Linked DNA regions of Homo sapiens: region 1 is linked to region 2. The links are chromatin contacts, found by Hi-C or POLR2A ChIA-PET in ENCODE. All regions are on one chromosome and are shown on one strand. The core of a region is the stretch at or near the end of the contact, and the rest is flanking DNA. Distances in the headings are between cores, read along the strand shown.

The links. A loop is a pair of places that touch in the nucleus more often than their neighbours do. ChIA-PET counts read pairs that join two places held with the same protein, here RNA polymerase II (POLR2A). Pooled maps may share reads with other maps.
Region 1: a pooled map shows a loop between it and region 2 (4-fold over the local background). The contact joins the promoter of ZNF695 here to the enhancer-like site in region 2. A Hi-C loop is called at or near these places in 2 of 50 pooled maps. POLR2A ChIA-PET finds 5 or more read pairs at or near these places in 2 of 52 experiments (AG04450 and OCI-LY7).

What each region holds. Positions count from the first base shown.
Region 1 is chr1:247,005,126-247,009,702 of GRCh38, reverse strand. It overlaps ZNF695 (zinc finger protein 695), which reads left to right and starts at 1,646. Exons shown (of 4, transcript NM_020394.5): 1 at 1,646-1,797. The coding sequence starts at 1,795. The region is part of intron 1 of ZNF670-ZNF695 (ZNF670-ZNF695 readthrough (NMD candidate)); the gene reads left to right. RefSeq lists silencers at 1,394-1,453, 1,954-2,053.
Region 2 is chr1:246,958,368-246,963,118 of GRCh38, reverse strand. The region is part of intron 6 of ZNF670-ZNF695 (ZNF670-ZNF695 readthrough (NMD candidate)); the gene reads left to right. It also overlaps a transcript of ZNF695 not described here. Among named protein-coding and RNA genes, the nearest start is that of AHCTF1, 29 kb to the right of the region's middle. RefSeq lists enhancers at 537-586, 637-796. Within about 2 kb of position 3,003, at least 2 of the 41 ENCODE cell types and tissues checked have a DNase peak (open chromatin) inside an H3K27ac peak, as active enhancers do.

The DNA of each region.
Region 1 (4,577 bases), core at 397-2,896, 48 kb before region 2:
CGGGAGGTGGAGGTTGCAGTGAGTCAAGATCGCGCCATTGCACTCCAGCCTGGGGGACAAGAGCGAGACTTCGTCTTAAAATAATAATAATAATAATAATAATAATAATAATAATAATAATCTTACTTACCACTGGGGAGGTAGATAAGGGAGGCAGATAGTAATTGTTGGGATATGAGTGATGCTGGTTCTATTTCTTGGTTATACAACTGTATTTGCTTTGTAATAACTCACAGAGCTTTACATGAATGCTTTGTATTTTTTTGTATGTGTGTTGTGTATCAAAAAAATTATTATATATTTTTACATAAATCCTAACTTAGAATCTCAGAATAACAGTAGTGTTTTATTTTGTTTGAAGTGAGACACACTCACCCATGATACCATCAAATGACTTTAAATATTCTGAGCTATTCATTCATGTTGTAACCTTGGGTGCTCCCCTAGGTCTTTTCAGTTTTACTCCAATTTGGAAAGTGGAATGGTTTCAATCTGGGGGGATGCAACTTTTTCCCAGCAAAGTCCTCTCCCCACAATGATGTTCACCAAGGCCAGGGCAGCTAGTACAGTGCCCTGTGCATAGCAGGGCAGTTGTAGAACTGGGCTGAATCAGAAACAAAATTAGTAGCAACCACTGGTTCAAGGTAAGAGATGCATTAACTGTGCATGAATTCCATATGTGTTGTGAGGGTTTGCCCCATGGCCAGTCCAGGGTTTAGGTCTTAGAAAATAGCTTTGCCCTGTTAAGAACCAAAGAATGACTTCAAGACATACTCAGCTGTTTGGCTAAATTTCTGCAGGAGGAAATGTCTTCACAGCCGATTTTTTTGTTTTGTTTTGTTTTTGTTTTTGAGATGGAGTTTTCCTCTTATTACCCAAGCTGGAGTGCAAAGGCATGATCTCGGCTCACTGTAACCTCCGCTTCCCAGGCTCACGCGAGTCTCCTGCCTCAGTCTCCTGAGTAGCTGGGATTACAGGCGACCACCACCACTCCTGGCTAATTTTTAAAAATACTTTTAGCAGAGACGGGGTTTCGCCATACTGGCCAGGCTGGTCTCAAACTCCTGGCCTCATGTGATCCTCCCTCCTCAGCCTCCCCAAGTGCTGGGATCACAGGCGTAAGCCACCACGACCCGCCAGATCCTAGAAAATTTTAAATGACACGCGTGGCTCACCTTTTATTTATATTGCATATTGCTGCCTGAGAGGATTGCCTCACTTTCCACAGCTCAGGCTGCCTGGTCAAAAGACCAGAGGCCCGGAAGGTTATGAAATCGGAAACTTTAAAATAATTATCATTCATTGTTTCTATTTGTGAAATATATATGTGTGTGTGTGTGTGTGTGTGTGTGTGTGTGTAAAACTTATGAATGGATATAATCTTATATACAAGGTTAAATGCCATTATCCCCCAGGCAGGTGGGTCCAGGTCGAAGTGCCGTGAGGAATGTCGCTTCAAAAGGGCTGCACCCAAAAACCTGTCACTCTTGTTTCATTCGGCCCAGTGTCTGATCGCACCTCCTGTCACTCAAGACCTGAGGGGGTGGGGCCTGGAGCCCCATCCAGTCAGCGGCGCTAGCGTGAGAACTGTCCAATCAGGCGTGCAGCCAGAGAGGAAGGGGCGGCCTTGGGGATCTGGCGGGGCCTTTGTCTCCTTGCGGCCGGCGGGGTGCTGGGTTCCCGTCTGCTGCCTCTCGGAGAGTCCCGGGTGACTGCCGCAGGCTCCATCGCCCTGTGGCCTGCAGGTATTGCGAGATTTATAGGGAGGACGCTGGGACCCCCAAAAGCTGGGAAATGGTGAGTGTGCGGAGCAGGGTGTCCCGAGAAGGGAGAGGGGGTGGTTGGAATCGGTTGGAATTGGCTGGAACCAGCGCTGGCGGCCCCGGGCCTCCCGGCGGTCGGCTCCGGAGTGTGCGGCCGAGTCCCGCTGGCGCAGCTCGGCCCTCAGTCCCGTCCCGCGCAGGTGGGGGCCGGGCCGGCAGCGGGATCCCGGCCGCTGGGTGACTGTCCGGTCTCTGCCTGGTGACTTCGGCACGGCCCAGAGCCCTCCCGGGGCAGCCCCGCGCCCGCAGCGCCGCGTCTTCCCTGGATTGTGCTGTGATGACGGAGGGGTTGTCGGGAGAGTCCCGACTCCCGTGAAAGGTTCCTGGGTGGGAGGAGCTGTGGTCTGTGGGTTCCTTTCTCCTCTTTTTTTTTTTTTTTTTTTTTGAGACGGAGTCTCGCCCTGTCGCCAGGCTGGAGTTCGGTGGCTCGATCTCGGCTCACCGCAACCTCTGCCTCCCAGGTTCAAGCGATTCTCCTGCCTCAGCCTCCCGAGTAGCTGGAATTACAGGCGCCCACCACCACGCCCAGCTAATTTTTGTATTTTTATTAGAAACGGAGATTTCACCATGTTGGTGTCGATCTCTTGACCTCGTGATCCGCCCGCCTCGGCCTCCCAAAGTGCTGGGATTACAGGCGTGAGCCACCGCGCCCGGTCTCCTTTCTCCTCTTAAAAAAATAAACTGAAGCACCTTTGAAATGTTAAGGAGTTTATTCCAGCAAACAGTGATTTATGAATCTGGAAGCCCCTAGCCCTGGTTTGGGGCTAAACTTGAAGGGAAGGTCTTCATAAGGTGCACGAGGAAGCAACCACGTTTAATAATTGATCGGTTGCCATTATGCAGTCACCTTATTTGGACTGTCCAGGATGAAATTTCCTGATTATGTAATAAGAGATTTATTAGCATTTAGTGGTTGGTTAAGCCTACGTTTTGTTTTTCTCCAAGTTTGCAATTTACAAGAAATTCATCTAAGTTAGCTAGGATTCCTTAGATAGAATCCCAGGACATCAAAGCCACTCAGTCTAATTGTCTGCCATTTAAGTATTCTAACACTCCACAGGGGAACTGGTTTTCCCAGCATTTTTCAAATGTATGGCAAGCAGGACCTCAAATCCAGGACTCTGTTCCCCCAGCCTAACTGTTTTAGGGCCTGAAGGAAATCTTGTTTCCAGTTTCTTTTCTACATTCCCAAATGCTAACTTTGTCTCTCCAAACACAACATTATCAACTATTTGTTCTTTTTATTTATTTATTTTTTTTGAGACGAAGTCTCACTCTGTTGCCCAATGGCAGGTAAGCTGAAGTGCAGTGGCACAATCTGGGCTCACTGCAACCTCCACCTCCCAGGTTCAAGCGATTCTCCTGCGTCAGCCTCCTGGTAGCTGGGAATACAGGCAGGCGCCACCATGCCCGGCTAATTTTTGTATTTTTAGTAGAGATGGGGTTTCATTATGTTGGCCAGGCTGCCCTCGAACTCCTGACCTCGTGATCCGCCCGCCTCAGCCTCCCAAAGTGCTGGGATTACAGGCATGAACCACCGCGCCCGGCTTATTTGTCCTTTATTTGCTTTTCAAACAGATGCAAGATTTTAACGGTTCTTTTTTGTTTTTTTCACAGTGCAATGAATGGGCTTTTTTTTTTTTTCTTTTTTTTTTGAGACAGAGTCTCGCTCTGTCGCCCAGGCTGGAGTGCAATGGTGCAATCTTGGCTCACAGCAACCTCTGCCTCCCGGGTTCAAGCGATACTCCTGTCTCAGCCTCCCGAGTAGCTGGGACCACAGGCGTGTGCCACTATGCCTGGCTAATTTTTGGTATTTTTTGTAGAGACAGGGTTTCACCCTGTTAGCCAGGATGATCTCGATCTCCTGACCTTGTGATCCTCCCGCCTCGGCCTCCCAAAGTGCTGGGATTACAGGCTTGAGCCACCGTGCCCAGCCATGAGTGGCTTTTTAAAAAATATTTTCTTTCTGTTCTGAACATTTCACATGAGAAGAAAGCAGAGAATAATCACTTGACACTCTGCTGTAAAATCTTTACTCAGCCAGTGTCCTGGATAGTTTCCTTGATGTTTTCTGTTCATAGTTTGAGGTCTTAGATTTACGTCTTTAATCCATTTTGATTTGATTTTTTGTATATGCCTAGAGACGGGGGCCAAGTTTTTTTGTTGTTGTTTTTTATCGTTTTTTTTGTTTGTTTGTTTTGTTTTGTTTTGTTTTGAGACAGTCTCACTCTGTCATCCCCTGGGCTCAGGCTATTCTCGTGCCTCAGCCTCCCGAGTAAACTGGGACCACAGGTGCAGGCCACCACAGCTAGCTAACTTTTGTATTTTAATAGAGACAGGGTTTCACTGTGTTGGCCAGGCTGGTCGGACTCCTTGGCCAGGCTGGTCTCGAACTCCTGGCCTCAAGTGACCCTGCTGCTTTGGCCTCCCACAGTGCTGAGATTACATGCATGAGCCACCACACCCGGCCAAGGGGTCAAGTTTTATTCTTCTGCATATGAATATCCATTTTTCCCAGCACAACTTATTGAGAGACTGTTGTTTCCCCCAAAGTATGTTCTTGGTGCCTCTGTCACAGATTAATTTGCTGTAGATGTATGGATTTTTTTCTTGGTTCTTTATTTTGTTCCATAGAGCTATGTGTCTTGTTTTATGCTAGTACCATGCTGTTTTTGTTGCTATAGCTCTGTAATATAATCTGAAGTCAAGTAGAGTAATTCTTCCAGTTTTTTCCTTTTTGTTCAGGATGGCTTT
Region 2 (4,751 bases), core at 1,754-4,253:
GACATGATCGGAAATGGACATTAGATGAATATAGCTGGAATGAGGGGCATGGAGAAAGGTGGCAAGAGACAGGAGCCGGTTTGCCTGCTAAGGTGTTTGGACTTCAGCCTAAAGGCAGCGAGGAATCGTTGAAAGGTTTCAAGGCCGGGCATGGTGGCTCACACCTGTAATCCCAGCACTTTGGGAGGCCCAGATGGGCGGATCACAAGGTCAGGAGATCAAGACCATCCCGGTTATCTACTAAAAATACAAAAAAAAATTAGCCGGGCGTGGTGGCGGGTGCCTGTAGTCCCAACTACTCGGGAGGCTGAGGCAGGAGAATGGCGTGAACCTGGGAGGTGGAGCTTGCAGTGAGCTGAGATCGTGCCACTGTACTGCAGCCTGGGTGACAGAGCGAGACTCCGTCTCAAAAAAAAAAAAAAGAAAGGTTTCAAGCTGGCAGAAGGGGGTCAGAGAGGTGATGAAATCTGATGTTAGTAATTTAGAAAGATCACTCTTGCAGAAAACATCAGCTTAGAGGTGAAGAGGCCAGCCCCACGGAAGCCACTTGCTTCTCATTTTAGTAACTCTGATGATCAATGATGAGGACCTGAATTAAGTCAGTGGCCAGAGCCATTGAGAGGAAAGGGGATGGATTTGAGAGGTATTTAAGAAGTAAAATCTTTATGACGTGGTAAACAAATCGTCTGTGAGGTATGAGGCAGAGCAAGAGGCTAGGACGACCACCAGACTTCTTGCTTGGGTGGCTTGAGGGATGTGATGCCTTTCCCTGAACTCTGGTGTAAAGCAGTCGTGCTGCCTTGCTAGCCATATTCCTGTGACTGGGCCATGAGGGCCCAGTGCTGATGGGGCACAAAGCCCAAGCCATTCGTCAGTGTTCCCTACGTGTGCAAGCCCAGCTGGTGACAGGAAGTCTGACCTGAGCCCCACTAGTCAGCAGCCTCTCCTTCATTAGGAAAGACCAAGCCTAGCATATAAACATTGCTTTAATTTGTTAGCCAGGGCTTTGTGGCTTCCTGCCGCCTTGACTGCCCTATGAAGCAACCAGAGAAGGAAATTACACATGGATTTCCTTAAAGAGAAGTTCAGATTTCTCTAAGGTTATAAAGATACAGGCAGCAGTGATCGTCACCACCACCGTCTGCCATGACAACTCATATGTCTGCAAAGCACAGTGCCATTGAGGTGCCTCTCTATGCCTCTGCGTTCTTGAGATCTTTTCCCTTAACTGAATGATGAAGGGAGTGATGAAGAGGGCCCTTTGCTAAGCAGCCTGGTGAACACTGAAGTCAATGATCACAGGAGTCAGATCACCCTTACTACTAAGTTCAAGCTATCTGAACTCCCTTCCAGAATGGGAATGAGGCAGGCTGCAGGATGTGGAGCCCGAGGGCAGCACCCAAGAAAATAGTCTAAAGCATCTTTTGCCTATCTCAGGGACCAGTGGGTGACAATTGGGTCTGAAGCAAAATACTATAAGCAGAGGTAGCAAGAGGGAGTAGGTGAATTCAGTAGAGTGAATGGGAAGCATCCTGGAAAGATTCCCTGAGTGTCTTGGGAAGGAGAAGCAGAGCCTTCCTGTACGTATGAAGAGAGCTGTGAAAGCAACACTCTTAAACTCAAGCAGCTTATAGAACAATGGCCCTGCAGTTTATGGAATGGAGGTGGCAGGGAGTAGCAATAATGGGGCTTAGGATTTAAGAACAGGCACTGTGGGAGGCAGAAGATTTGCATTCATTCATTTTAAAAGACTTTATCGAGTATCTACGTGCACATGAAATAATAGGTAGCAATATAAGATTGTCACATGAACAAATAAACAGCTCATTATAGGCTGGTGCAGCTGGAGGTGGCTTTGAATGCATATATAACTTCTAATGAAGTGTTATGCCTAATTAGTGGAGTAACGTATATAATTTTTGAACTGATGATGCTAAAGATGAGAAGTTTGAGTTACATATGCATTATTTGATGTTAAGACTTATACCCCATGATTTTGAAATAGCTAAGTTTCTTGGTCATCAACTGACCCTACTATGAATTTCAATGAGTGAATCAAGTCAGGAAGCCCACCTTCATAGTGAACATGTTTTAAATGATAATTGAAATAGAAACATTTTTGAGCTCAAAAGACCTTCATAGATTCTTTACTTTTACAGCTCTCTCTACCATTCTTTGTGTTGTTTTTTGTTTTTTGTTTGTTTGTTTGAGACAGGGTCTCCACCCAGGCTGGAGTGCAGTGGCGTGATCTCAACCAGTCCAGGCTCAGGTGATCCTCCCACCTCAGACTCCCAAGTAGCTGGGACTGCAGGTGAGCACCACCATGCCCAGCTAATTTTTATATTTTTCTAGAGTTTTGCCATGTTGCCCAGGCTGCTCGCGAACTCCTGGGCTCAAGGGATCCACCGGCCTCAGCCTCCCAAAGTGCTGGGATTACAGGTGTGAGCCACCATGCCTGGCCTGTACCATTCTTTGAAGGATAGATAGCTATCTTGAACTATGGAGAAATGATCTGAATTTGTAGACAGAAATGAAGAAAAGAACTTGTCTTGCATGGCCAAGTAGGTCTTGTATAACCTTATCACTCTGAATGGAAACAAATGGTTCTCTGGGGCATATATATAGAGAGAGAACATAGGTAGTATTCTATACTGCTACACAATACCAACTGTTTTTACTTTTACATATATGACAAACAGCATTGGAGAAACTAGCAAACCACTCCAAAAGAAACCACACTCTATATAATATAAATTTTTCCCCAAACTGCAATCATATCAGCCTGCTTGAGTACAGCAAAATGCATCTAGGTTACTGGGAAATCTTAGGGTGGCAGTGTTGTTCACTCTAAATATATTAGTGTTCCAGATAAAACTGTGGTTCCCTTTTTGCTGATATGTTTACAATTTCTTTGAATAGAAAAGAGGAAGTATTACAATATGAGAAAGTTTCCTTAAATAATGACGTGGCAAAATGTGTGAAATCTGAGAGGAAAAGCAAGCAGTTAAATTATTCATGAAGCTTCTCAACTGGGTTTTTCAATGAGATTGGTTTGTTTCAAATAATACATTGTGAAATATGTAATCTAACATACTTAGAGGAAATGAAGTTCAGTGAAATTGACTGTTGCATGAAGATAGCAGCTTACCAAAATACATAACCATAGTTATGAAAACTCATACATTGCTACGGAACTAATGGATCAGAAACACTGGAGAGTTTTTGCTTCTGAGGAACAGTCCACTTTCACCGCCTATCTTCAGAACCGCCACGGAGAGGGAGAACTAAGAACATCTAGCTGTTAATTTCCTGCATCATTGGTGCAGAATGTGGCACATTGTAAGAAAAAGTGACAAGCTCAATAGTCTAGGTTCTAAAAATATGCCCATTTTGGGCCAGGCACGGTGGCTCACACCTGTAATCCCAGCACTTTGGGAGGCTGAGGCTGGTGGATCACGAGGTCAGGAGTTCGAGACCAGCCTGGCCAAGATAGTGAAACCCCCATCTCTACTAAAAATACAAAAATTAGCCGGGTATGGTGGCGCTCGCCTGTAGTCCCAGCTACTTGGGAGGCTGAGGCAGGAGAATTGCTTGAACCCAGGAGGTGGAGGTTGCAGTGAGCCGAGACTGTGCCACTGCACTCCAGCCTGGGCAACAGAGTGAGACTCTGTCTCAAAACAAAAACAAAAAAAATGCCCATTTTGGGTTCTAGAATAAGCAGATAATGTGTTTTCAACATTTAAATGCTTCTTTCAGAAAAGAGATTTTATATATATATATATATATATATATATATATATATATATATTTTTTTTTTTTTTTTTTTTTTTTTTTTTGAGACAGGGTCTCACTCTGTCATCCAGGCTGGAGTGAGTCCTGTGGTGAGATCATACCTCACTGCAGTTTCAAACTCCTGGGCTCAAGCAATCCTCCTGCCTCAGTCTCCCAAGTAGCTGGGACTACAGGTACATGCCCGGCTAATTTTTAAATTTTGTTGTAGAGACAGGGTCTTGCTATGTTGCCCAGGCTTGTCTGAAACTCCTGGCCTCAAGCAATCCCACCTTGGCCTCCCAAAGTGCTGGGATTACAGGTGTGAGCCAACGCACCTGGCCAAGACACAGTATCTGATTCGCTGACATCTGAGGAGAGTAAGGATAATTTACAGTATCTGATTCATTGACATCTGAGGAGATTAGTGATAATTTACAAGACACTTCTTCTTCCCCGTGAGTGGCACTCGCTTTCTTAAACCAATAGCAAACACACTTTTCACCTTAGAGGACTTCACTGTCCCCGCGTGTTACTATGGCTGCATAACAAATCACCCGAAAATGGGGTGGCTTAAAGTACAACAATCATGCGTTACATCGTGTATTATCTCGCACCGTTTCCATGGTTAGAAATTCACACCAGGCGTAGAATGGATGGCTGGTTTCTGACCCACATTGTCAGGGATATCAGCTGGAAGACTCAAAGGCTGGCGCCTGGACTCTGAGGGATCATTCACTCAGGATCATGACAGCAGCTGATGCTTGCTCATGGCTGGGGACTAGCTGAGGATGTCAGCCAGAATTCCTCACTAGACCTGTCTGTGGCCTGAGTCTCCTTACTATGTGATGGCTGAGTTCTAAGGGTAAGGATCCCAAGAGAGAAGGAAAAATAAATGGAGGTTTCTTCATTTTTATGACCTAGCCTTCAAAGTCACATATTTTGTGACTTTTTGCCAAACTTCAATACTGGGGCAATCATAA